Linked DNA regions of Homo sapiens: region 2 is linked to region 1. Evidence: read pairs that join two places in POLR2A ChIA-PET (ENCODE). Cell type or tissue: Caco-2. All regions are shown on one strand. Each heading gives the region's core, and the rest is flanking DNA. Links, peaks and the distances in the headings are about the cores only. Region 1 has its middle 40 kb from the start of ETV4. Region 2 overlaps DHX8 (DEAH-box helicase 8).

Region 1 (15,674 bases), core at 2,744-10,743:
AAGAGGATGCCCAGGGAGGGTGGTTCTGGAAACTAGGTCTGAGCTCAGTTGGCCCAGAAGGGTGTTGGCCTGCCTGACCACTCTGGTGAACATAATGTTTTCCCATTCTCTGCTGCCCCCTCTAGAAGGCAAGCTCCAGAAAAGCAGACCTTCTCTCTGTTCTGTGTTCTCTCTGCTCCCAGTCACTAGAACAGTGCCAGACGCATAGTAGGTGTTCCATAAGTGTTTGTGGAGAGAATAGTAAATAATAGAAGTGGAAACAATTCCACTGCTTCCCCATCCTCTCCCTTGCTGCATTCAGAGCAAAGGTGGATGGACCTCCTCTCTGTTCTCAGTAAAGGCTTGTGACCCTTTACACACACACACACACACACACACACACCCGGGCAGGAGGGTCAGGAATCGCATGGCAAGCAGCTGACACTGGCTTGGCCAAATGAGAAAGGAAAATATATATGCCCCTCCTGGGACCTTCTTGTTAGGGGGTTACCATCTGCGGGCTGCCTGCTGGAAGTGCTTTAGCCTCTGGGCAGGAAGGCTGATGTTCTGCGACAAACATCCTGGCTGGGAAATCCCCTGGCCCGTAGGTCCCTAGGGCCTGGGCAGCCTCCTTCCACGCCATCCTGCCCTCTTCAGACCTTCCCCTGGCTCCTGGGCCTGAAGCCGGGCCACCTCTCTCTGCCTCTGAGGGGCTCCCCCGTGAGAGCTAGCCCAGTGCCCCTGGGGCGTCCCCTCCCTCGGAGCTCCTGTGCTGAAGTGATTAATGAGGCAGGGACAAAGCCTTTCTTACCAGCTGTGTCAACATGCCCCTTACCCCGCGGCCCTGCTAGCTACAGGTATGGGGAAGCAGCCCCCCACCCCCACACCACTGCCCTAGGCAATTGCCTCCTCCAAGCCTGTTTGCCCCTTACCTGGGCTCTCTTCAGGGTCCCAGGCCTCCCACTGGGCCATCAGTGTCTGATGGTGATGATGATGATGATGATTTTATGATGCTTACAGCACTTGATGTTTGCTGAGAGCATGACTCTCCTTTTTCTCAGCTCCTCTTTCCAGCTGCCTGAGCCAGGGGATCAGGTGTGGCTGTCTTTGGGTGACGGGGAGCAACTGGGCTACAGTTGCTGGGACTGATACTGCCTCCTCTGTGAAGCCTTCCCTGATCACCTCTAGCAGGCTTTGTGTCTATCCCTCTCCTCCCGTCCCTTTGTGTGTGGAGCTCGTCTGTTCCCCTCACTGCTTCCTTAAGGGAGGAGATTCCTTCTCTGGGTATGCATCTTTGTACCTCATCCCTCTTTCCCCACACCTCCATTCTCAAGACAGCCTAGCACGGTGCTTGGCGCGTGCTATGTGCTATGATAAATACTTATGGAATGAACCAATGACTTGTAGATCTGGAATGATCTGGAATTCCATGGCGTAGGTCTGTGTTGTCTGTGGTTCTGCAGACTGATTACCTTGTGTTTGATCTGTCTCAGACCTGCCCAGGACCACACATCCTGCCTCTGGCCCCAGCTGGTCTTTGTGGGGTTTCTAGTGGTTGCTGCCCAAGGAACTCTGTTGGGGAGGACGGTGACCTTGTGCTGGGGAGGACGATGACCTTGTGCTGGGGAGTGGTGAGGGTGCGGTGGGGATTCAGAAAGCTGGAAGCAGCCACATGCTTTTTTTTTTTTTTTTAATGAACATTACATTTTAGAATAATGTTAGACCTATAGAAAAGCTGCAATGATAGCACATAGTTCTCATATACCCTTTACCCAGTTTCCCCTCATGGTAACATATTATGTAACTCTGGTACTTTTGTCAAAACTGAGAAATTAACGTTGGTACATTACTAGTAATTAACTCCAGTCTTCATTTGGATTCCACCAGTTTTTCCATTAATATCTTCATTCTGTTCCAGGATCTAATCCTGGATACAGCATTGTATTTAGCCTGCATGATTTTGAAGATGGTGTTTTATGTAATATGCATGCAAGTGTTGCTCTCTTCCTTATAACCTATCCGAGTTGTTTTTAGGTAAGAATAAAGGTTCTCCCTGCCAAACATTTCAGTAAAATATTGCCACCATGTTTATTTATTGTGGCTTTTTAGACTGTGCTGCATACTGCCACATGCTCTGTGGAGGGTGAAGCACCATTTTCAAAGGACAGTCTTAGGCCGGGCATGGTGGCTCACGCCTGTAATCCTACCACTTTGGGAGGCCGAGGTGGGCAGATCACTTGAGGTCAGGAGTTCGAAACCAGCTTGGCCAACATGGTGAAACCCCGTCTCTACTGAAAAAAATGCAAAAAAATTAGTCGGGCGTGGTGGCGGGTGCCTATAATCCCAGCCACTTGGGGGGCTGAGGCAGGAGAATTGCTTGAACCCAGAAGACAGAGGTCGCAGTGAGCTGAGATCTGGAGCGCCACTGCACTCCAGCCTGAGTGACAGAGCAAGACTCCATCTCCAAAAAAAAAAAAAAAAAAAAAAGACTCTAGGCATTTTTTGTATTCACAGCAGTAAAATCTCTGATTGCAGCTCTGATTTGAGCAAGAAGTAGGGATCATTGGCTAGTGTAGGGCTGGGAAGAGCAGAGGGGCAGTGGGAAAGGATGTATATTTGGGGACGATTTGAGGGGTAGAAGGTTCTCCAGGTGGGAGGCGACATGGTGTTTGAGTTGTGAGTGGAATAAATGTCCCGGGGTCCCCTGGTTCACTGGTCCCAGCTTTGTCTCTTCCTATTTGCTTATCTGTCTTTTCACGTGTATCTATTTGGTGCATCACAGTTGGTCCTGCTTTTGCTTGCATTCCTGGTAAACTGGAATAATTAGAGTTAAATTTTCAATTAGAATGTTAGCGGATGTTCTGTTAATAATAACAGTGGCGAACATTCCACCTCACTTTAAGCTTCCTGTGGAGCTAGGTCCTTGGAGTCCAGAAGGGCTGGAGGAGAAAGAAGCCGGAATACAGGAGGGGTGATGGGTCAGCTAAGGTCCCCACTCTTTGGCCTCCTCCACAGACTGGCTCCCTTTGTGGTTTGCACGTCTCTGAACAATGTCTGCTGATGTTGTCTTCCACACACACTGGCTTCTAATTCTCTCTCTCTGTTGCTTAGGCTAGTCTTGAGCTCCTGGGACCAAGGGATCCTCCTGCCTTGCCCTCCCAAAAGTGTTGAGGTTACAGGCGTGAGCCACTGCTCCTGACCCTGGTTTCTAATTATAATTGCCTCAAAAGGTTGGCAGGCTGGTGGGGCTACGGGAGGGTGTGGGAGGTATAGCACTTGGAATCTGGTTTTGGAATTCTTCCTATTTTTGAAAATATAGCCAGTGACATCTGGGAGAGTCCAGCTGAAGGCTGGAGGGCAGGGAGAGGGGACTGAAGACCTTTCCACTGTGCTGGGGACAGGACACCCTGCTGGGTGGGCCTGCGGTCCAAGGTCCAGGACACTCCCTCGGGCTTACATCCAAGGTCTCCCCAGGCCTGGCACTTACTGGAGGAGGCGGGCTCCTAAAGGCCAGCACGCAGTCAGCACACCAGGAGGGCACTGAGCATGGGCATCTCCTGAGCCCTCTGGAGAGGAGGCAACTCCTTTGATCTCTGGGTGGAGGGAGCCATGATGTGTGTAGTGGGGGCAATGGGCATTCACCACCATCTTCTTCCTAATTCTCTGCTACAGATTCTCTTCCTGATCTTCATGCAATAATCTCAAATGTCTATAAGAGGTGATCACTACCATAAGAACCCTTGAATAGTGGTTCAAAGCCTTGTCATTTCCCATCCCTAGTTGTTCCCCCAATTCAGACCATGTCATCAGGCAGTTGGCTTAGAAAGAAACATTTATTTATTTATTTATTTAGAGACAGAGTTTCGCTCTTGTTGCCCAGGCTGGATTGCAATGGTGTGATCTTGGCTCACTGCAACCTCCGCCTGCTGGGTTTGAGCGATTCTCCTGCCTCAGCCTCCTGAGTAGCTGGGATTACAGGTGCCCGCCACCACACCCGGCTAATTGTTTTGTGTTTTTAGTAGAGACAGGATTTCACCATGTTGGCCAGGCTGGTCTTGAACTCCTGTCCTGAAGTGATCCACCCACCTCAGCCTCCCAAAGTGCTGGGATTACAAGCGTGAGCCACCGCGCCCGGCCAGGAACATAGATTTATTGTGCCAGACATGCTTTGGGGTATCGCCTGCTCATTCCAGCCTCTGTAGGAGGGACCAGGCTAAACAGTGTTGGTGTCCTAAGTCCCTGTCTCTGCTCACTGCCCCCAGTGATTGGAGCAGAGGTGGGCAGTTTATCTAAAGACGGCCAACTACAGCCTGGCTAGTGACCCAAAGCCCTGCCCTGAACCAGGAGCTGGGTCAGTCACATTCCTGTCTCAACTGGGAAACAGAAGTTGGACCCACTAGCAGGTGGGATAGTAGTTGAAAGAGATTCCAAGAGGTTGAGGATGAAAAGCCAAAGCCTTATTAAGCCAAAGTGACAAGGGAAGTGAGAAAACAGAGTGAAAGAAGCTGTTGGCAGAGAGAGGAGAACAAGAGGACAGATGTCCAGAGAGAAGCAGAGTGACCACGAGTCAGGGGCCAACCGCCGTCACCCTTCTCAGTGGCTTTCCCATTCCCATTCTGTTTCTAAACTGCTAGCCACATATATCCTTGCCACAAACTCCCCTTTTCCTTGAGGTGACTTAAGGGGACCTCTGTTCCTTGTAGATAAATGAGCCAGACCAGAATAGAGATCTGTCTTGCCCACTCCTGGGAGCCTTGTTCCCACCTTCCAGCATCCTTCAGATGGTGAGATATTCTCTAGAACTTTGAGTTGGAACAGGGAGTGTGTTTCTCATGCATAATTTGTACCATGCTTCTGGTGGATTATGTGGGAAATGGGTTCTGGGGGTCTGACTGGGGAACCTAAGCACCATGAGAGAAAACGAGTCTTGAATTTTGACCAAGGCTCTCTGTGGCTGGGGTCTGAACAGGGTGCTCCTGTGCTGCCCAGTTGGGATCTCACTTCTCTTTCCATTGCGTCTCGAATCTAAAATGCTACCCAAGTCTCTCTCACTTTCTAAAGCCTGCTCATTTTCTCGCTACCTCTGGACCCTGTGGCTCCCACATACTACCACCTCTTTCCTCTTTCCCCAGAACTTATCGAAGGAGCTGTCCACACTCACTGCCTCCACTTCCTCACCTCCCATGGATTCCTCAACTCGCTTTCCACCCTTCCATGGAAATGATCTGTGGTTTAATGAGGTGCAGACTTTGGTCAATTTTGAAATTGCTCTTGCTAAAGTCATCAATGGCCAACTTGTCTTCAAACTACGGCTTGGTTCTTGTCCTCATGCTCTTCTCGCTCTGGTGGGTGGAACCCTTTCTCCTCTTTTCGTTTATAAGCTCTCCTGGTCTCCTGGATGTCACTCTTTCCTGCTCTTCCTCCCAGATCTCCCTTGCTGCCCCCTGGTCTCCCTTATTTCTTCCACTTTCCACTGTTGGCTTCTCACCTTCAGCTGTCTTCTCCCTCTAAACTCTCCCCGGGTCAGCTCACCCAGGCTCATATACCCTCTGCTCACACAGCAGTATCTCCAGCCTAAACTTTTCCCTGAGCCCTAAGCATATCATATCTCATCTGATCATTTTATCAGAACAATCTTCCATGCATGTCTGAGTCAACAAATCCCACAGACGAGCACATCTTCTGCTCCCCAACTTGTGCCTCCTCCCGTATTTACCTATTCGTATACGGTTACCACTATGTAAAATTGCCCAAATGAGAAAACTGGAAATCAAGCTAGACTCCTTTCTCATCCTCACCCTGCACATATAGTTACTCACTAAGTTGTATAGCTTCTTACCAGAAATCTCACTAAACTCCATCCCTGCTCTCTGTTTCCACCAGCAGTGCCTTGGTTCAGGCCTTTATCATTCCTCCCTGAATTAATGCAAAATATCCCAACTGACTTTTCTACCTCCCCACACTTCCAGTTTCAATCCCTCCTTTCCATGGTTGCCAGCATTCTCTTTCAAAAAACAGATCAAAACATGCCATCTTCTGTCTATAAGCTTCCAGAGTCTCCCCATTGCCAACAGAATAAAATCCCATTTTTAATCTCAGCATTCAAGGCCTTTCATAGTCTATGCTGAGTTTATTTCACCTGCCACCCCAGCCCATCACCTACTTTTTAATTTTAAAAATTTTAAATTAAAAAATTTTAATTAAAAAAAACTGTTTTGTAGAGACAAAGTCTCATTATGACGCCTAGGCTAGTTTTGAAATCCTGGCCTCAAGAAATCCTCCTACCTCAGCATCTCAAAGTGCTGGGATTACGGGTATGAGCCACCAGGCCTGGACCCATCACCTACTTTTACTGTATGCTTTGCTCAGCCTCCTGGCCTGTAATCACAATGCTTTCTTTCACACTCTGCCTTAGCACATACAGGTTCTTGTCTGAAAAGTGCTAGTCCGTCTGTCTCGCACAATTCTACTTGTGTCCTACTCTGCGAAATCCCTCCCCACTATCAGCTAAATAGTTGTCCTCTCTAAATTTCCACATTCCTTTATCTTCAAAGAGCACACATAGCTTCGTATTGCAGTTATTTTTCTTTATCTATCTCACTGTACTAGGCTGTAAATATTTTGAGGCCAAGGATCATGTCTGACTCAACCAATGCCTGGCAGTGTCTGGCATATATAGTCAGTGGATGCCTATTACTGAAGAAATTAACGAATGAACAAATGAATGAGTGATTTTGGTTTCTGGGCCTACGTCTTTCTTTTTTTTTTTTTTTTTTTTTGAGACGGAGTCTGGCCCTGTCACCCAGGTTGGAGTTCAGTGGCGCAATCTTGGCTCACTGCAAGTTCCGCCTCCTGGGTTCACGCCATTCTCCTGCCTCAACCTCCCAAGTAGCTGGGACTGCAGGTGTCCGCCACTACACCCGGCTAATTTTTTTGTATTTTTAGTAGAGACAGGGTTTCCCCATGTTAGCCAGGATGGTATCGATCTCCTGACTTCATGATCTGCCCACCTCGGCCTCCCAAAGTGCTGGGGTTACAGGCATGAGACACCGCACCTGGCTCCTGGGCCTATCTCTTCCTAGGCTGTGAATATAAACTGTGGTGAGTAGGGCTTGGGAATACATCTCACACCCTGTTTGTCAACATTTCCCCAGGACAATGCCTGGCACAATGCTCTCAGTGCTGATGCATTGGATGTGCAAAAGGTCCTGGGTTCAGGCCAATTTAGATTTCTTTGGCATGAAGAGCAGCAAATTAACATTCCTCTCTCCCTATTACAGATGAGACAGATGAGCTTAGAAATCTTAAACAACTCAGCAGGCTGGGCGCGGTGGCTCACGCCTATAATCCCAGCACTTTGGGAGGCCGAGGCGGGTGGATCACGAGGTCAGGAGATCGAGACCATCCTGGCTAACACGGTGAAACCCCATCTCTACTAAAAAATACAAAACATTAGTCGGGCGTGGTGGTGGGTACCTGTAGTCCCAGCTGCTCGGGAGGCTGAGGCAGGAGAATGGCGTGAACCTAGGAGGCGGAGCTTGCAGTGAGCCGAGATCGCACCACTGCGCTCCTGCCTAGGCGACAGAGCGAGACTCTGTCTCAAAAAAAAAAAAAAAGAAAGCTTAAATAACTCGTCCTAGGTGTATGGTGGCATCAGATAATCTAAGGGACAGGGGCATTAGGGGTTACTGACCAATGTGGAGCCCTCAGCACACATGGAATGATTGTGATCCCAAGCAGAATTAATGTGGGCACATTGTTCTCTGCAGGCTGTAGGTCTTCTCACTGGGGCTTGTATTCCAGGAAGGGGCCTTCTCTGGCTGGCCCAGATTTAGAGTGAGGGGAGTGAGGAACTCACCACAGGCCCAAAATGTAAGGGGCACCGAGTAATCAAGATAAATAAAATTTAATGCATTTTTTTTTTCTTTCAGAGACAGGGTCTTGTTCTGTGCCTCAGGCTGGAATGCAGTGGCACAGTTATGGCTCACTGCAGCCTGGAACTCCTGGGCTCAAGCAATCCTCCTGCCTCAGCCTCCTGAGTAGCTGGAACTACAGGCATGTGCCACCACGCCCAGCTAATTTATTTATTTTTTGTAGAGACAGGTTCTTGCTATGTTTCCCAGGCTGGTCTTGAACTCCCGGCCTCAAAAAATTTTCCTGCCTAGGCCAGGCATGGTGGCTCACGCCTGTAATCCCAGCACTTTGGGAGGCCGAGGCAGGCCGATCACAAGGTCAGGAGATTAAGACCATCCTGGCTAACATGGTGAAACCCCGTCTCTACTAAAAATACAAAAAATTAGCCAGGTATGGTGGCAGGCACCTGTAGTCCCAGCTACTAGGGAGGCTGAGGTAGGAGAAGGGCGTAAACCCAGGAGGTGGAGCTTGCAGTGAGCCGAGATTGCGCCATTGCACTCCAGCCTGGGCAACAGAGCGAGACTCCATCTCAAAAAAAAACTTTTCCTGACTCAACCTCCCAAAGTGCTGGGATTACAGATGTGAGCCACTGTGCCTGGCCTAATGCAATATTTTTGTTGTCAGTAAACTACAGTCTGTGAGCTGGCTGCCTGTTTTTTAAAACAAGGTTTTATTGGAACCAAGACTGAGATTAGGGTGAGGTGAATGAGACACGATATTGAGGGAAGGGTTGGATCTTGTGTTTATTTGAAATCTTAATATTTTGTTCATCATCAATTTTTACATTAATTTTGATTTTTTTTTATTTTGAGATGGAGTCTCGCACTGTTGCCCAGGCTGGAGTGCAGTGGCGCGATCTTGGCTCATTGCAAGCTCCGCCTCCTGGGTTCACGCCATTCTCCTACCTCAACCTCCCTAGTAGCTGGGACTACAGGCACCCGCCACCATGCCCGGCTAATTTTTTGTACTTTTAGTAGAGACAGGGTTTCACCGTGTTAGCCAGGATGGTCTTGATCTCCTGACCTCATGATCCACCCGCCTTGGCCTCCCAAAGTGCTGGGATTACAGGCGTGAGCCAATGCACCTGGCCAATTTTGATTTTTAAAAATTGCGTTAAAGTATTATCTATCTTGGACCGGGCACAGTGGCTCATACCTGTAATCCCAGCACTTTGGGAGGCTGAGGCAGGTGGATCACCTGAGGTCAGGAGTTGGAGACCAGCCTGGCCAACATGGTAAAATCCCGTCTCTACTAAAAATACAAAAATTAGCCAGGCATGGTGGTGATGCATGCCTGTAGTTCCAGCTACTAGGGAGGCTGAGGTGGGAGAATCGCTTGAGCCTGGGAGGCAGAGGTTGCAGTGAGCCGAGATCATGCCACTGCACTCCAGCCTGGGGAACAGAGTGAGATTCCATCTCAAAAACAACAAAAAAGTATTATTGTATTTGTCACTTTTCACGCTGCTGATAAAGACATACCTGTGACTGGGCAAATTACAAAAGAAAGAGGTTTAATAGAGAATTCACAGTTCCACGTGGCTGGGGAAGCCTCGCAATCATGGAAGAATGCAAGGAGGAGCAAGTCACATCTTACACAGATGACAGCAGGCAAAAAGAGAGAGCTTGTGCAGGCAAACTTCTGCTTTTTTTTTTTTTAAACCATCAGATCTCATGAGACTCATTCAGTATCACACGAACAGTGCAGGAAGATCTACCCCCATAATTCAATCACCTCCCACTGGGTTCCTCCCATGACACGTGGGAATGGTGGGAGTTACAATTCAAGATGAGATTTGGGTGGGGACACAGAGCCAAACCATATCAGTTATCTATCTTGATTTCTGAGTTTTGGGGCACTCCCTTAAGTTGTGTTGGAGGCAAATGCCTTAATTGTCTCTTAGGGCCTTCCCCCATTGTACCGTGGGTTCTAAGATGGGCAGCTGCCAGTAAAGACTGGGCCCTGGGGTTCAGTTCCCTTGGTTCCCTGGCTGACTGCAGCCCCAAGCAGCCTGGACAAAACAGCTGTGGGCAGATACTTCCTGTCCCTCAGGAATTGTTGCATGAGGTTTTGGTTTGGCTTCTTTAGGAAATTAGGTCTCCCTTCATCCACTGGTGTTTCTTTGTTGAACAGCTGTCATCAGCCAGCCACCAAACGTGACAGAATTGGGTTTCTCACACTGTTGCCCAGGCTGGGGTGCAGTGGTGCAAACATGGCTTACTGCACCCTCAATCTCCCAGGCTCAAGTGATCCTCTCATCTCAGCCCCACCAAGTAGTTAGGATTACAGGTGTGCACCACCACACCTGGCTAATTTTTGTACTTTTTGTAGAGAAGGGGTTTCACCATGTTGCCCAGGCTGGCCTCAAACTCCTGAACTCAAGTGATCTGCTTTCCTTGGCCTCCCAAAGTGCTGCAATTACAAGCACCGGCCTGGCTTCTAAATGTCTTCTAAAGCCTGCCCTCCTCTGCATCCCCACTGCCCTGCTTGTCAGCCCTGCTCTCTTCTGACTGTCCTCCTGCCTCCAGCCCCACCCCTTTCCACACCAGCCTTCACAGTGCCACCAGGGTCACCTGGACAAAGTGCACATATCCCCTTGGTGTTTCCCTGCTCAACTCTCCAGTGCCCTCGGCACGGAGTCCCAATGCAAAGGCAGTTTCACCAATGCCCTGACCTGACAGACTTTCTCCTTGATCAAACCTGAGTCAGGGTCCTCTGGGTCCTCTTTTTGACAGCATCTTGACCTTGGGCTGTGTCCTTGGGCAATTTAGTCCAGTTGTAGCATGAATCCTGCCAGGCCCATTTAGCAAAAATCCCCTATCCTTCCTATCTGATGAAATTCCTCATCCTCCACCCTTGATATCGCATCACCCTGGCCTGCCTTCAGCAGGAATCCCCTGGCCTGAATGCTTCTCCTTAGTGATTTTCCATCCACTGACCCCACCCTGTTCCTTGGCTATAAATCTCCACTTGTCCTTGTTGTCTTTGATCGCTTTTCCCTATTGCCAAACCCCAGTGTAGCAGCCCCGCCCCCCTTAAATAAGATCTTCCTTACTGTCTTTAATAAGTGTTAAGAATAATTTTTTCTCAGCCGGGCACGGTGGTTCATGCTTGCAATCCCAGCACTTTGGGAGGCTGAGGCGGGTGGATCAGCTGAGGTCAGGAGTTTGAGACCAGCCTGCCCAACATGGTGAAAACCCATCTCTACTAAAAATATAAAAACTAAAGGCGGGCGTGGTGGTTCGTGCCTGTAAGCCCAGCACTTTGGGAGGCTGAGGCAGGAGGATCACAAGGTCAGAAGATCGAGACCATCCTGGCTAACATGGTGAAACCCCGTCTCTACTAAAAATACAAAAAATTAGCCTGGTGTGGTGGCGGGCGCCTGTAGTCCCAGCTACTCAGGAGGCTGAGGCAGGAGAATGGCGTGAACCCAGGAGGCGGAGCTTGCAGTGAGCCGAGATCGCGCCATTGCACTCCAGCCTGGGTGAGAGTGTGAGACTCTGTCTCAAAAAAAAAAAAAAACCATATATATATATATAGTTTATATATATGGTTTATATATATAGTTTATAGTTTATATATATGGTTTATATATATAGTTTTTATATATATAGTTTATATATACATATATATATAAACTAGCCGGGGGTGGTGGTGGATGCCTGTAATCCCAGCTACTCGGGAGGCTGAGGCAGGAGAATTGCTTGAACCCAGGAGACGGAGGTTGCAGTGAGCCAACACGGTGCCACTGGACTCTAGCCTGGGTGACAGAGTGAGACTCTGTCTCAAAAAAAAAGAATAATTTTTTCTTTAACAGAACAAATTGCCTCCCTGAGTCGGACCAGCTGCCCGTGGATCCTACGCTGCAGTCACACCAGACTCCTCATGTTGTGGGGTAAGTGTGTCCCCTTTCTTTCCTGCTTCTGTCTTTATACACACAGTCCCTTTCCTTTGATACGTTTTCTCCTCTCGTCTGCCTCTGAGCCAGCCCCAAGAGTCTTCTCCGTGCTTCCTGACTCCTCTCTGCTTAGCTGTTACCCCATTTGTTCCTCTGCACCATAGTTAAACCTATTTACAGGTCTGTGTCCCCCACCAAACTGTGAGCTCCTTGAAGGCAGGCGATGTCCATTTTGTATCCCCCCGAAAACCATCCCCCTACCCCCAGTACAGACTCTGGCACAAAATAGGCATTAAGTAAATGAATGAAGGAATGAATGGATGGAAAGGATGCCATTGTAGGGGGGAAAGAGTAATATCTATTACTTTTATTTAAAAAAAACTTTTAATTTCCACTTCTAGGCATATATCTTTTCCTTATCTGTCACAAAGTTCATGGCTTGAGATCCCTATAACAAAAGATAGATTAACAAGAGAAAAGCATACACATTTATATAATAAGTTTCCGTGACATGGGAGATGAAGACCCAGGGAAATAGGGAATACTGTGTATATTTTATGCTTAGGTTTAATGAGGAGTAGAGCGTTGTGTAGAAACATGATGGACGAGGCCAGGCGTGGTGGCTCACGCCTGTAATCCCAGCACTTTGGGAGGCCGAGGCGGGTGGATCACTTGAGGTCAGGAGTTCAACACCAGCCTGGCCAACAGGATGAAACCCCGTCTCTACTAAAAATACAAACAATTAGCTGGGCATGGTAGCGCACGCCTGTAATCCCAGCTACTCGGGAGGCTGAGACAGGAGAATTGCTGGAACCCAGGAGGTAGAGGTTGCAGTGAGCGGAGAACACACTACTGCACTCCAGCCTGGGAGACAGAGCGAGACTCCATCTCAAAAAAAAAAAAGAAGAAGAAATATGATGGAAGAAAGGGGGTATGATCTAATAGTAATCAACTTGGGGGAGCTTAGCAAGGCCTGTTTCTTCAGATTCTTCTCTGCTTCTTCATTCCTTTCCTCTGGATATAGGGAGGACCCCTCTGGAATGAGGGTCTTATGACCTACTTTAGAAGAAAGACAGAAAATTCTTTCATGATCTGCTTCAGGGGAGAATAGTAGCAGCAAGTCAGAGAGATCTTCCTCCTTCTGCTGCTTTTGCCGAGGTGCTGTATTTTGGGGTAGCATGTCCTGAACTCCATCACCATCTTGTTTGCCCCTTTAGGATCTGCCAGCAAGATTTTGAGCAAAATCCTAATCTCTGGCCTCATTTTAGAGCTTGTAGCATCAGGTTTGGAGGCTAGGGGTTCCTGGTGCCCCAGCACCAGAGAGGAGGGTGAGAAGGCCACCTTGGGAGAGCTGGGCCATTTCAGGGGAGGAAATTAAAACTAAATTGCATTAATTGGTTTTCATATTGAACCCTGCTTCTTAAGTGTGCTAAATGTCTGGTTAAACAAATAGCTAAAAAGATAGAATCACTTTGCTATCATTTTTTGTGGTAAGGGAAAAGACAAAAAAACAAAGATGTTGATTTAAGATATAGCCTAGGGCTGGGGGGCTGGGGGAAACCTGGTGAAGGCTCCTGTTGTTTGGGGTCGGAGGTCGCAGGAGCAGCGGCTGCCTGGGGATCAGGCTCAAGGTTCTGGAATGATGGAAAAACCTGGCCTGACGCTTTTCCTCAGCGGACCCTTCACTGGCTAACAGGAGCCAGCTGAGCGAACACAGAGGCGCTGTAACCGGCGCAGATCCCAGCTTCCTCTGAAATTTCCAGGCCTCTTTTTTCCTGTCGGATTCCAGACAGATGAAATTTTCCTGGCCCCGGCCCATTCCTGGCAGCATCTCCCCTCTGAATCATCATAAATCAGGGCTTGGCGGGGAGCGGTGGGATTTTCCTGATTTTCCTGATCGACACGCTGCTGCCCTGGTAAAATGGGGCTCCGTTTCCAAGGCTAAAAATAGCTCTGGGGTGCTTGCCTGAGTTCTCCCCATCGCAAGTTGCTGCTTCGTATTGTAAATATTCATATCTGTCTATGATTATTATTTCATCGAGAAGGGCTGTGGACGTGCAGATGCGGGCCGCTGGGGGCCTCGGTGGTCTGAAGTGACACCATTGTTCACAGGATCATATGCGGGGGCCTGTGCATTCCTCAAAGCCTCCATCATCCAAGGAGCCCCCAATTAATTTCAATACAAACACCGGATATGGCCTCCCCCGCGCCTTTGCAGCCATAACACATGAGGTCATGCTGCTTTGGTTAACCCGAGGAGTTGCAGAGTGAGATGGGGAGGCTTCTAGGCCCCAGGGGAGGCCTGGGGTATCTGCCCTGCCTGGTTTAGGCGAGGCTGTTTACTGCAATGGGGTCTACGGCACACCCACACTCTCTCGCCTTCCTTCACTCAGAAACTGAAATCTCTGATTCCCGATGTCTCTTCCCAGCCACTCTCCCCATCTCTAGCCACTTGGCTGCCAACCCACCACCCACCCCTGTGGTTCTTTGCAAACTCCTTACCCTCCGTGCTCTTGCATACACAGCTTCATTCACCTGGGGCATCTTTTTACCTCTTCATCAGGCTCCTTCTGGAAGATTCACCTCAGGAGTTTCTTCCTTCAGGAAGCATTTCCTGATCACTCCATTCAGGGTTAAGTACTGTTTTCTTGGCTGGGAGCAGTGGCTCATGCCTGTAGTCTTGGTACTTTGGAAGACGGAGGCAGGCGGATCACTTGAGCTCAGGAGTTCGAGACCAGTCTGGCCAACATGGTGAAACCACATCTTTACTAAAAATACAAAAATTAGCTGGGCACAGTGGTGCATGCCTGTAATCCCAGCTACTCGGGAGGCCGAGGCAGGAGAATCGCTTGAACACAGAAGGTGGAGGTTGCAGTGAGCCGAGATTGCGCCAATGCATTCCAGCCTGGGTGACAGAGTGAGACTCCATCTCAACAACAACAACAAAATTAAATTTAAAAAAAAAGTACTTGCTGGGCGTGGTGGCTCGCGCCTGTAATCCCAGCGCTTGGGGAGGCCGAGGCTGGTGGATCACCTAAGGTCAGGAGTTCAAGACCAGCCTGGCCAACATGGTGAAATCCCATCTCTACTAAAAATACAAAAAAGTAGCTGGGCATGGTGGCAGGCGCCTGTGATCCCAGCTACTCAGGAGGCTGAGTCAGGAGAACTGCTTGAACCCGGGAGGCAGAGGTTGCAGTATGCCGAGATCATGCCATTGCACTCCAGCCTGGGCAACAAGAGCAAAATTCCATCTCAAAAAAAAAAAACTACCACTTTCAGCCGGGCAGGGTGGCTCACGCCTATAATCCCAGCACTTTGGGAGGCCGAGGTAGGTGGATCACAAGGTCAGGAGATCGAGACCATCCTGGCTAACACAATGAAACCCCATCTCTACTAAAAATACAAAAAAATTAGCCAGGCGTGGTGGTGGGTGCCTGTAGTCCTAGCTACTCAGGAGGCTGAGGCAGGAGAATGGCGTGAACCTGGGAGGCGGAGCTTGCAGTGAGCCGAGATCACTGCAACTGCACTCCAGCCTGGGCAACAGAGGGAGACTCTGTCTCAAAAAAAAAATTCCACTTTCTCTTCTGTGTTCCTACAGCTTATTGATTCTCAAACATTAGCCCTCATCAGAATCGCATGGAGGGTTTGCTAAAACACCGATTGCTGGGCCCCTCCCAGTTTCAGAATCAATAGGTCTGAAGTAGGGCTTGCACATTTGCATTTCTAACAAGATCTCAGGAGACACTGATGCTGCTACAGCCCCCTGTGATCACTTCCTCCATTGGTGGAACTTACCCTGCTGTGCTGCAATTACCCGCCTTTTTCTTTTCTTTTCTTTTTTTTTTTTTTGTTTGAGACAGGGTCTCACTCTGTCACCCAGGCTGGA
Region 2 (12,614 bases), core at 4,474-12,473, 56 kb before region 1:
TCCATGCTGTCTGTGCAGAACGTCTTCTATAGGCCCAAGGTAGGAAGTTCAGATCCAAGTTTAGATGGGGGTGCCATGAAGTTGGGGTAGTTGGCCTGTTGCCATTCCAATGCTTGATGTGGACTTTTTTTTTTTTTTTTTTTTTTTTGAGATGGAGTCTCACTCTGTTGCCCAGGCTGGAGTGCAGTGGAATGATCTTGCAATCTCTACCTCCCGGGTTCAAGCAGTTCTCCTGCCTCAGCCTCCAGAGCAGCTGGGATTACAGGCGTGCGCCACCGTGTGCTGCTAATTTTTGTATTTTTAGTAGAGACAGGGTTGCACCATGTTGGCCAGGCTGGTCTCAAACTCCTGGCCTCAAGTGATCCTCTTGCCTCAGTTTCCCAAAATGCTGGGATTACAGGCCTGAGCCATCATGCCTAGCCTGATGTGGACACTTTTGATAGGGTCTTGTAGGGCTCCCTAGAATTGCTCCATGTTCAGTTAGTAGCTGTTGAGTCGGAAATGTTCCTCTGTCCCACTGCTTGGCAGGATAAACAAGCCCTTGCAGATCAGAAGAAGGCCAAATTCCACCAGACTGAAGGGGACCACCTCACCCTGCTAGCTGTGTACAACTCCTGGAAGAACAACAAGTTCTCCAACCCATGGTGCTATGAGAACTTTATCCAGGCTCGTTCCCTGCGCCGGGCCCAGGACATTCGCAAGCAGATGTTAGGCATAATGGACAGGTAAGCTGGAATCTGATGACTCTGCATGTTTGAGTTGAACCACCTTGAGTATCATGTCTTTTCATCTCTGTGTGTACCTATAAAGCTATAGGCACCTTTTCTCTTGCTCCTCACATAACCCTTTTCCTCCAGCTTTTCCATCTTTGTTATATTCCTTCTCCCCAAGTAAGGGTATGCCTGAGAATTACCTCAGATACCTAAGAGGAAGATTATCTGTTAGTTGTTGAAAAAAATGCTCTTTGTTTGCAACCCTCTGGAACATTATTACTGTGGAATTGAATACCTGTCTAAACAAAGTGTCTGTCTCTGAGTGCCTCCGTCTGCCCACTGTGTAGAGCTGCCTCTGTAGTACACTTAGGGCTGGAAGGAAGGTCCTGGTGACTACTCTGGGCACCCCAAGATGGATGTGTTGGGCACTGTCATTGTGAAAATAGACCTGTGAAAGCTGAGTGGGCTCATATCTTTTGTCCTATCTTGATAGACACAAGCTGGATGTTGTTTCCTGTGGCAAGTCCACAGTCCGAGTGCAGAAGGCCATCTGCAGTGGGTTCTTCCGTAATGCTGCCAAGAAAGACCCGCAGGAGGGTTACCGGACACTGATCGACCAGCAGGTGGTCTATATCCATCCTTCCAGTGCCCTCTTCAACAGACAGCCAGAATGGTAGGTGGACATGTCCCAGGGTCTAGGGGCTTTTCTGGGCAGAGAAAAACCTGTAAATTTCCTGGTATTTTGTGATTGTGTCTTCACTACTCCCAGTATGTCCTAGTATAACACTGCTTGCCTTTCTAGAGCAGCAGAAACCTGAATTAGGCACAATGTATCAAACCCTATGAGAGAATTAAAATCATAGGGGTGAGACCTAGTTGAAAAAAAAAATTGTGGTTTAAAAAACTACGTAGTGGCCAGGCACAGTGGCTCATGCCTGTAATCCCAGCACTTTGGGAGGCTGAGGTGGGCAGATCAGCCGAGGTCGGGAGTTCAAGACCAGCCTGACCAACATGGAGAAACCCTGTCTCTACTAAAAATACAAAATTAGCCAGGTATGGTGGCGCATGCCTGTAATCCCAGCTACTTGGGAGGCTGAGACAGGACAATCGCTTGAACCCAGGAGGTGGAGGTTGCAGTGAGCCGAAATCACCCATTGCACTCCAGCCTGGGCAACAAGAGCGAAACTCCATCTCAAAAAAAAAAAAAAAAAAAAACCAACTACCTAGGGGCTAGGCATGGTGGCTCACGTCTGTAATCCCAGCACTTTGGGAGGCCGAGGCAGGTGGATCACCAGAGGTCAGGAATTCCAGGCCAACCTGACCAACATAGTGAAACCATGTCTCTACTAAAAATACAAAGTTAGCCAGGCGTGGTGGCAGGCACCTGTAATCCCAGCTACTTGGGAGGCTGAGACATGAGAATAGCTTGAACCCGGGAGGCAGAGGTTGCAGTGAGCTGAGATTGTGCCATTGTACTCCAGCCTGGGAGACAGAGTGAGACTCCGTCCCAAAAAAAAAAAAAAAAAGAAAGAAAAAAACAACTACCTAGTGATGTAGTTTAAAAAAAAAAACTTGTTTTAAAGTAGCATTTTTAAAAAATTGGACTCTATCTAGAACCCTAATATAAAACTGATTTAAAACCACCATGTTATCACAGTAGAAGGGTTAGAAATGTGGCTCCTTGCATGTTTGGCCTTCTCCATCCCTTGTGGCAGTGTGAGGCCCCTCTTCAGAGCCCTAGAATTCTGTGGAAACATTCTAATAAACATCCTCACATTTTATAGAGCAAGAAACAGATTAGAGAAGGGATGTGATTGGCTCCATGTCACTTAACTAGTTAGAGCCAGAGCCAGGACTAGAATACATTCTCCTGAGACCTTTCTTGTGGTTAGAGGTGTGCGGGTGCTTCAGTATTGGGGTGTGGCTGTCATAAACAGACTGCAGTCTTATAGGTGTCAGGCAGGAGAGGTAATAGTATAAAATGTAAGCTCAGCTGAGGCCTACTAGGGACCAGGTTGACTGTAGAGTGGGGCCTATATCCAGAGGCTTGAGTACTATCTCTGTCCCCCCTCAGGGTGGTGTACCATGAGCTGGTGCTCACCACCAAGGAATACATGCGTGAAGTTACCACCATCGACCCTCGGTGGCTTGTGGAGTTTGCCCCAGCCTTCTTCAAGGTCTCAGACCCAACTAAGCTAAGCAAACAGAAGAAGCAACAGCGTCTTGAACCCTTGTACAACCGCTATGAGGAACCCAATGCCTGGAGAATATCTCGAGCTTTCCGACGGCGCTGAAAGGCAAGATTGTTCCTTTGCCTCTCCAGCAGCAGTAGCCAGGGCTTGGACTTATCGATGACAGGCTGGTCCTGAGGATACAGCTGTCCCGTGACTGACTGTCTTAACTGAGCATTTTCTCAACTCGACTCTCATTTCTTCCCTGCTGGTAAAATAGAAACAGGGATTTAAACCTGGCTTTGGCAAGAGCCTGCAGCCTCCATCACCCCAAGTCCTTGGGCCCAGTTGGGAGCTCATATCTAACACAGAGACACATTGCATCAACTTCAAGAAAGGGACAATTTGTGCAGCTCCAGGATGGGAAGGTGGAGTGGGTGAGCATCTTGTGCAGGGACATGGTGAGTGCCCTGATGCCCCAGCTAGCAGGAGCTACTGTGCTCATCTAAAGTGTTTGCCCCACTTCCCACCCCGTCTCCAGCCCCTGTACTTTGGCTTGACCTCGTGGAAATATTTATTTTCTTAAGGAAACAAAAATGGTTTTCTGTGACTGTTTTCTTTTAGCCGAAAGGTTAGGATATTGGCCTGGGCTCAGGGTGAGGGAGATTTAGTATCTGTGCTCTGGCACACATGATGAGAATCCCCTGAATCCCCTGAAACCAGAACGCAGGGCCTCTTTGCGCTCGGAAACGACGTACAACCCAGACTTCCAGCCTTGTCTTTCAGCATCAGCACTAGCCGGGCCGTGCTGGGGGATCACCCGATGATCAACCATGTCCTCTCCACAGAGCACTTCAGTCTGGAGGCCTGAGTGGCTACAGATGGCACATATTAAATACAGAAGGTTTCCCCTTGCTCCCTCCACCTCCCACATTCGCAATGTGCAGCATGTCCCATTTCCTTTTGAAACATACTAAGTAACAACACAGCTTTTATTTTATTTTGTTTTTATTTTTTTCCCCTGAGGTCCTGGATGGACTTTAACAAAGGGATTTTATGGTCAAAACCTCCCTTTCCCCACTCCAAACAGAAAACAAACATAACACCTCTCCTCTCAGCTGGTTTGTGCTGCCAGTATCTGTGCTGCAGGGCTTGTTCTTAGTGGTTTTTTCCTAGCACTTGCTTGGAGAATAGCCACCTCCTTGTGCCCTCCTCACAGCTCCTGAGGAGGGTTTTTTTTTTTTCTTCCCATAGAGATGGGTTCCCACTGTGCTGCCCAGGCTGCTCTCCAATCCCTGGCGTCAAGCAATCCTCCTGCCTCTGCCTCCCAAAGCGCTGGGATTACAGTTGAGAGCCACTGTCCTCTGCACTGAGGAGGCTCCTTACCTGGCGGAACATCAGGCAGGTCTTGCCAGGCCAGGTTTCGGAACTTACGGAAAGCTGGTCTGGATGTAGTGCTTGTAGAGAAGCTTCTGAGAGATTGGGCACATCCTGTTACGTTGCTGCTTCTCCTGTCCTTATGTTATTAGTAAGTTCTGAAGTGATGTAAATGCTAGAACTACTGTAGAACTGTATGCCAGACACTAAGAGAGACTATGTAACATTCCAGGATATAAAGGAATGTATGTTGTCACTGGGCAGCAAACCACACCCTAAAGACAATTCAGAAAGAGTCCGAGGGAGAGGAATATAGGCCAGGCAATCTGCTGGCTGCAGATCCCTGCCCCTTCATTAAGCTGAGTGCCTCCTGATTCTGTCTGAGTATTCGCCTTTGTAAGCCCAGGCCAGTAATCAAGGGGCAGGGCATTGTTGTGTGTTAACCTTGAAGGCCTTCTGGGGAGAGACAGTACAGGGACCTCAAATGAAACCAAAGGGGAAACGGGGACTGGGCACCCACCTCCCCAATCTCGTTTTGTTTTTGTTTTTGTTAAGACAGGATCTTGCCATCTTGCCTAGGCTGGCATCAAACTCCTGAGCTCAAGTGATCTTCCTGCCTCAGCCTCCTGAGTAGCTGGGACTACAGGTGCATGCCACCACACCTGGCTCCCAGTCCTAATTCCAGCCTAAATTTTCCCCATTCAGAAACACTCCTGGATATAGTGGCCCAGCCTGTCCTGACTGAGTGCCCAGCACTGACAATGTTGACACCTGGGGAGGGAGGGTTGGGTTTCAAGCTGAGGTTGAAAAGGGATGTTGAATGGGCTAAGGATAAGAGACAGCAGGGTTCGTTATCTTTTCTGGCTCAGGTGGAGGAAAAAGAAGGATCCCCATTCTGTGGGTGTTCCTTGACCATCTCTCTACGCTAGAGCTGAGGTCACTTCTCTGCTATGACAACATAGCTGGGTTCTGACCTTTTGACCATCAGGAAAGCAATGTCAGCAGCTGAGCTGAGCCTGCTCTGAGGGAGAAGGGGGGGGTCCTGTCCAGATGCAGAAGGGGAGCTTGCCTGCTGCTCTCACACAATGGAGCCCTTGTTTCTCTTCCTTGAACCAGTATTTCCCAAGATTGAGTGACAGCCCAGGAGAGGATGTGGGTCTCATGCAGAGAGCTGGGATCTTCTTGGCCATTAAAGTATATTGTTCACCCCCACCCCGCGAGAACCAAGCTCAGGAGTTGCCTGCCTCTGCACACATGCTGAGTGTGCTGTTTGTGTATATGGCAGGACCGTCCCTATGGGGCATGTGTGAGCTCCGCAGCTGGGTCAGGCTCCTCGGTCCAGGTTTACTTCATCCCGCCTGGACGTGATTTGGCTTTGACTGTCTCTCCTGCAGCCCAAAGCACTTCCTCCCTGTGGTTGCTGTAGCTGTCTCATTGGAGCAGTGCCTCTCCAAGTTTGAGGATTTGAACAAAGAACTGGGACTGGTGACTTGTTAATGAACAGTTCAGAGGGCAGAGGGCCATCATCTCAGCTTGTGGAGACCTTTCTTTCCCTGGATGCTGCTTCTCAGCTAACTCCCTCTCTCTTCGTGTGTGTACTCGGCCTTCAGGGTTTCCACCGATTTTTACACCTTCTTCCCACCACGATAGCTTGGCTTTAATGTGGAATTAAATTATATATTTTTAAAACCTGTTTTTAAAATTTTGTTTCTTGCACTAAATTATGTCAGTACATTGATATTTTGTGTTTCTAGGAAGAAGTAATGTTGCCTTTTATTTGTGGGTAGTAGTCGAGGGGCATCCCTTCCTGCAAGGGATGGTCTCAGGTTGGTGCTGGGCCAACCTGAGACATGAACAGAGTTGGGCTGGCCCAACCTCAGCACAGCTGCAGTTTCTATTTAACAGGAGAGCACCGGTTTTTACCTGAGCATGTCTCCTGGGCAGCGGTTTACATAGCAGCTGGCTCTAGAACCACCCATTCTGCCCCTCCCACCTGTTGTCACATCTCAGTCATACGTCCTCCATAGGTGTCACCATGTTGTCCACTTTGCCATTTCTACCTACCCCCAAAAAACTCAGCCTCAGGACTCTGATCTCTCCCAAATTTGGGCAAGGAGAATCTAGGTGTTTCCCACTCCCCGGAAGATCTAATCTCCACTGGCCAGAATCCAGGGCCTGCTCTAGCCTCTCTCTGTACCATCTGGCCTGGGAGCCTTTCTCCTTTGCCCCATTCTCCAGACAAACACTTGTCCCCAACCCCAGCAAAAGTAGCAACCTAGAGCTGAGGTAGGAGGGAGGACATGCAATTGGGGTCTATGTGGGACAGCAGGGTCATGGGAACAACTGGGATCACAGAAACCAAAGACCAAAACCCTGTCTGAGGAAGTCCCAGGAGGGAGACCCTTGCCACTCAGTAGCCCACCTGACCCGCCCACAGGGGCAGGGAGACTGCTGCTGGAAGCAGGCCCAAAGTGCACAAGGGGCGCCTGTCCAGGTTATCAAGTACCCCCTGTCCATTATTTCTGGATCCTCACACAGTAATGCTGGGAAGGGGGAAGGGCAGGTATCATTAAGCCCATTTTTCAGAAGAGAAACAGTCAGGTGAACTGCCTTTTTTCAAATCTACATGAGGATTTAAGCGCCAGGGCCTGGCCCCAAACCAGTCAGCTCTGCTTCAAGACCAGAGCTCTTTCTACCCCCAGGTCTGTTCCCACATGGCAGCAAAGAGGACACAGGAGAACTAATGGGAGAAGTGGGGGCCTTTATTAAGGTCTGGCAGATGTGGTGGAGGTGGAAGTACAAACCCAGGCCTGGGCCTAGGAAAGGGCAGAAGAAAGGCAAAGGGTCCCTTGGAGCAGGAACCCATCCCTCTCTGCTTATACCCAGCACCCCTCATCCCAGGTTCCTTTCTTCAACCTCCGCCTGCCTCTGGGAACACAGAGCACCAAGAACTGACAAACCGGGACCCTCCAGGGCCACAGCGTGGGGCAGAGTCCAGGCTTCTGTCTCCCCGCAGTGGGAGATCTGGGGAGCTCAGTGAACCTCCTCACCCTCCTGCCAGTATGAAGTTGGGAAGCGCCTTCTCTGTCCCCCAGAACAGAACAAACTCTTGTTCTCTGTGGTTGGGGAAAAGGTGTGGGGGGCTTGGACCTAGGAAGAAGCTGAGCTGAATTCCTCCAGGGCCCAGGTGAAACCCCCAGGGGAGTTTCTGAGACTCTAGACTTGCCATTTCTCCACTTTTCCTTCCCAATGACTCCGGTGAGCAGCTCAGAGTCTGGGCTAGGGCAACTGGTAGGACAGTGGGGATCTGCCCCAGAGACATCTGTGGGTTTCAGATGAAGGTTTCCCCAACACCAGATTCATTTATATGTACACAGGGCAGCACCCACCTGCGGCAGGGGGAACAGCCGCTGGGGGCTAGTAAGAGTAGCCACCCTTGGGGCCAAATGGCTGGGCGGGGCCAGCCAGCTCTGGGAGGTAGGCGGGGCTCTCATCCAAGTGGGACAAAGGGACTGTGTCCTCCTCACTGACAGGCCGGTCAAACTCAGCCTTGAGAGCTGGACGCTGATTGTCCGGGAAGGCCAAAGAGAAGAGGGCCTCGGGCTCACACACAAACTTGTACACGTAACGCTCACCAGCCACCTATGGGGAGAGAGAAGGTCTGGTCAGCCTGGCTAGCCGCCCAGCCTTTGTATGGGGTAAGGTGGGGGAGTGGGGAATGTGGCCCTTCTACCAGTACAGGCAGATGCTCGGGGCATTTCTCTCCCATGCTGGTTCCTGAGAAGCTGACTCTCCCTTCACAGTTCTTACTCCTTTTTCATCTCAACTTCTCCATGCTTGGGCTTCTCAGTTACAGTGTTGCACTTTTTTGGGGGAGGAGAACCTTGGGATTCTCCACAATTTCTTGTCTCTCTGACTGATTCATTATCTGATCCTACAAAGTTGCTGAGAACTGCCCTGCTGACCCTCTCCCCAGTCAGCTTCTCACAGCCACTGCCCCCCACCACCTTGTCCCTAGACCCACAGCCCCCACCTTCTGCATGATGCCTTTCTCATAATAGTATCGGAGCGAGCGGCTCAGCTTGTCGTAATTCATGGCTGGCCGGTTCTTCTGGATGCCCCAGAGCCTGGCGACCTGGGAACAAAACAGTTTTGGGGTAGAGATGCTACCTTGGCAGAGGAAAAAATGGGGGTAAGGTCAGAAAGAGCACTTGAGATTCTTGGTGCAAAGTGCCAAGCTAGCTCTGCAACAAAGCATCAGCCCACAGACTTAGGCTTGGCAAGAATTCAGGTTAGGTAAAGCAAGAATCATGATGGAGGCACGTGCCACCATTTCCCAGGTTCTCCCACCTCCAGGCTGTAAACTTTGGAAAGGAGGGCTGGGAACATCCGAGAGGCCCACCTCCTCAGGCTCAATGAGCTTGAACTCCATTCCCCGGCCCGTCCAGGCAATGAAATGGGCATTTGTTGGGTCATCCAGCAAGGCCACCAGAAATTGCCACAGCTGCAGGGCACCCCGGCGCTGGTAGGGCGGCCCCTCTCGAAATGCACCGACCCCTTCCTGCTTGATGTCTCCTGGGGAACACGAAAATAGGAGGTGTGGGGTTTGTGTCTTTTGGTCCCCCAAGCAACCGCCTCCCACCCGAGGGATTTCTCGAAGGGGTCTCCCCAGGTACTTTTCTATGGGTCCCACCCTCTTGCAACAATGAAACGTGATGTGACTCCTGCAGGGACACAGCGTGATAAGACCTTGACCCTCCCATCAACAGTCACTTCTCTGACCTTCAAATTTCTCAGGGACAACGCAGACATCATCTGGGAATGGTCGCAGAGGTTTCTCATAGCCATAGCCTTGTGGAGGAAATTGGGGGTTGCTCAGATCTGGGGGTTCACCGATGAGACCCCAGAGAGTCCAGAGGGACTCCTGGCCAGGGAGACCCTCCCCCATGGCAGCGCTCCCTCCCCCAACATGGAGGGCTTGGCAGGGGAAGGGGGGCTGCCTTACCCATGGCCCCGTCACCTGGAGAGGGCCCAGAGAAGCCCTCTGTGTGGAGGTACATTGATGCGCACCCGGTGACATCTGTGGGGGAAGAAGGGGTGATGTGAGAAGTGGCTTGGGGTGGAGCTCGAGGGCAGGGGAGGAGGAAGTCCTATCCACATTCAAGAATTTCTTCCTTCCAGCCTGCTTCCTGGTGACTGTTCTTTGCCCAGGTTGCCTGCCAACCACAAAATCCCAGGGAAAGTTCACCCAGAGGGAGTGTGATGCTGGAACCCCTCCTCAACTTGAGGGCTGCGGCTGAGGCCATGGAAGGCAGCAGCGGGGGCTGGGCAAGCTGTTCTGAAGGGCCCAAGCTGCCAGGGAGCAGCTGTTTCCTGCGAGTTCAGGGGGAGGAGGGAGGGTGAGATGAACGTCCGGGGAAAGAGTTCGGTGTCCACGCCTAAGACTCCCTCAGAATGGACAAAAATGTCCGGTCAGCAGGTCAGGTTCCCAGCCCTGTGCACGCGCGCGTGTGTGTGTGTGTGTGTGTGTGTGTGACAGAAACAGAGCGTGCGCCTGCATGCACCTGGGGAAGAGGCAGTGGGCACTGGGCCTTGTTTTTTCAGGTCTAACAGAGCACATTCCACTTCGTTTCATTCCATTCCATAGGATAGGAACCTTCCCACTCCACATCGGGAAGGCGGCTGTGTGAAGCCACCCGTTCAAGTTCCAACCCCTTCCCGCCCTCCCCCCACTGCACTCCCACCTATGAATGAGAAGATGGTGAAACATGACACCTCCGGGAGGAGGCGGGAGGGTGGGCTCATTCATGCCTCCATTTTGTGAATGGAATTCCTGACTCCATTCAGGAGTAGCTGGGGGGAGGGGCAGGAGTTCAAGGGCATGTAACACAATCCCCTCCGGTCTACAGCCTTTGAAGGTCAGCGGCAAGAGTGCCTCCCTCCTCCTCTCCCCAGCTCACTGCCAAGCCTGGCTCAGGCTTATGCCCTGGATTTGAGGACAGGAGCACCATCCGGTTCTTAGTTGGACAGCCTGGGGGGTTGTGGTTCATCCCCCTGCCCTTGAACGGTTGTGGGCACCACAAAAAGGGAAATTCTAAAGTTCTAGCTAGCTCTGGGCCTACTCTAATAAACTCAGATCTAGGGCTACTAATGTAACAAAAGCCAGGAGGAAAGAAGAAAAGGCAGGGTTTTCTGGACCCTTCCTGGGACTGGCCCTCCTTCGGCCCTTGAGGCTTTGAACTATAGCTATTTATGAACACAGGTGAGTGCATCTCACTCCAGTCAACAGCCAGGTGGAACTAGAATTTAAAGAAGTCCCTACTTCCTCTGCCCTTGCCTCTGGCCAGGGCATACATCAATTGGGAGGCTCAAATATGTAAGCCACATATTAACCTGTGCTTCTACCAGCTTGATCAACATGGTGAAACCCCGTCTCTACTAAAAATACAAAAACTAGCTGGGCATGGTGATGGGCACCTGTAACCCCAGCTATTCGGGAGGCTGAAGCATGAGAATCGCTTGAACCCAGTGGCACTCCAGCCTGGGCGAGAGAGCAAGACTCCATCTCAAAACAAACAAACAGAGCAAGACTCTGTCTCAAAACAAACAAAACAAAACAAAACAAGAAAACCCTGCCCTCCTATTGAGAACTAGCAAGAACCATGAGCCTGGCTAGTTTCAAATTCATGTTTCTCTTCATTCAAATCCCTTTGTATTTTTAAGCCTCTGTGGGGATAGGGACCAGACACATCCTATTCATCTTTGTATTTCCCAACTCTGCACACTCGTGTTCCTGTCACAGTAGTTTGGTCTTAATAGGTAATTAAAACCTCAAACACCTGTTAAATAGAAATAAATGCCTTAACTTCCCTATTAAGTCACAAGCTACCTGAGGGCAGGATCTACATCCCCCTTTATTTTAATTTTACTTTTTTATAAATAGACACGAGGTCTCACTTTGTTGCCTAAGCTGGCCTTGAACTAATTCCTGGGCTCAAACGATCCTCCTGCCATGGCCTCCTAAAGTGCTGGGATTACAGATGACTCACCATGCCCCGGGGGCCCCCCTTATCTTTTAATCTGAATATAGGTTTGCTCATTGAAAAGTAATAATTTGTCCGGGTGAGGTGGCTCATGTCTATAATCACAGCACTTTGGGAGGCCGAGGCGATGGATCATATGAAGTCAGGAGTTCGAGACCATCCTGGCCAGCATGGCGAAACCCCATCTCTACTAAAAATACAAAAATTAGCCGGGCACGGTGGCTGGTGCCTGTAATCCCAGGTACTCGGGAGGCTGAGGCACAAGAATCGCTTGAACCCGGTAGGCAGAGGTTGCAGTGAGCAGAGATCGTGCCACTGCACTCTAGCCTGGGCCAGAGCAGGACCCCATTTCAAAAAAAAAAAGAAAAAGAAAGAAAAATAACATTCTTTTGAAATTATGAAGAAAAAAAGTGGGTGGGTGGGTTGGATGTATGAAATGGTAAACAGCAATGTAAAAAAACTCGGGAGACATTCTGGGCTTAACTGAACACTTGATCACATGCCACCCTGCCCCACCCCAGTCTCTTACCTGAGTCGTAGGCGAAGTCCGTCTGTTCCTGTTTGATCACCACCCCCGCCCCTGGGTACCTGTGCCCATTGACCCCACCCTGGTCCACGGCTGGCTGGCCCGCCTGTTCATACAGGGGATCATGGTATTCTTGCTTAAAGCTCTGCTGGGGATAGGGTGGGCAGGGCTCCGACAGCTGGTGTTGGTAGGGGGCTGGGAGGGGTTCCCGGCCCCCTCCCTGAGATGTGAAGGAGTGGCAAATGTCCAGGGGCTGCTGGAAGACGGAGCTGGATGTGGTTGGATGGAGAAGGAAGAGAAGAGAACTTTAAATTAATCCTTCCTCGAGCCTGTTACTCCTAGGCTTTTAGAGTGGGCTCCGGAATGGGGGGTAGGGGGTTGGGGTGTCAGTATTTCTCCCTTTCTATTCCACTGCCCCCTGCCTCTACCACCCCACAGCTCAAGTCTTTATGGAGAACACTCAGGAATTGAAAAAACACCTGGGCCCATGAGCAGTGGGTTTCCCTGTCTCCTTACCTATGTTCCCCGAGGTACCCATGGCCAGGGTGGGGCTGGGAGGTGCCAGAGGATCTCAGGAAATTCCGTTGCTCTGCCCGGGGAAAGGGCTGTAGGGGCGACTGTCCAAGGGCACCAGGGGCAGGGGACTTGATGGCGATTTGTCTGGGGGGGTCATAGGCACTGGAGTTGAGAAGGAGACAGGGGTGAGGGGGCAGAGAAGCTGGAAAGCATCTTTGAACCCTTCATTCCTAGGAAAGCGAGGTCACAGGGATTACAGGAGAAGGAA

What was found. Peaks named below come from ENCODE experiments on the same cell type or tissue, not always from the same donor. Only the 100,000 strongest peaks of a DNase experiment are listed, where the experiment ranks them.
Region 2: POLR2A ChIA-PET joins it to region 1 with 15 read pairs; 10 of 35 experiments call an interaction of 5 or more read pairs at or near these places.

The regions. Positions count from the first base shown.
Region 1 is chr17:43,578,381-43,594,054 of GRCh38, forward strand. No RefSeq gene overlaps it. Among named protein-coding and RNA genes, the nearest start is that of ETV4, 40 kb to the left of the region's middle. RefSeq lists enhancers at 599-648, 629-1,246, 13,803-14,302. In Caco-2, for the core only: no CTCF peak of the experiment used is centred there; DNase peaks (open chromatin) are centred at 4,251, 6,361 and 10,441.
Region 2 is chr17:43,520,841-43,533,454 of GRCh38, forward strand. It overlaps DHX8 (DEAH-box helicase 8), which reads left to right. Exons shown (of 23, transcript NM_004941.3): 20 at 1-39; 21 at 529-725; 22 at 1,207-1,386; 23 at 2,788-4,830. The coding sequence ends at 3,007. It overlaps ETV4 (ETS variant transcription factor 4), which reads right to left. Exons shown (of 13, transcript NM_001079675.5): 7 at 12,347-12,508; 8 at 11,834-12,099; 9 at 9,267-9,341; 10 at 9,044-9,112; 11 at 8,664-8,836; 12 at 8,295-8,396; 13 at 7,006-7,903. The coding sequence ends at 7,679. Among named protein-coding and RNA genes, the nearest start is that of ETV4, 19 kb to the right of the region's middle. RefSeq lists a silencer at 5,001-5,295 and an enhancer at 7,755-8,296. In Caco-2, for the core only: no CTCF peak of the experiment used is centred there; DNase peaks (open chromatin) are centred at 7,850 and 10,061.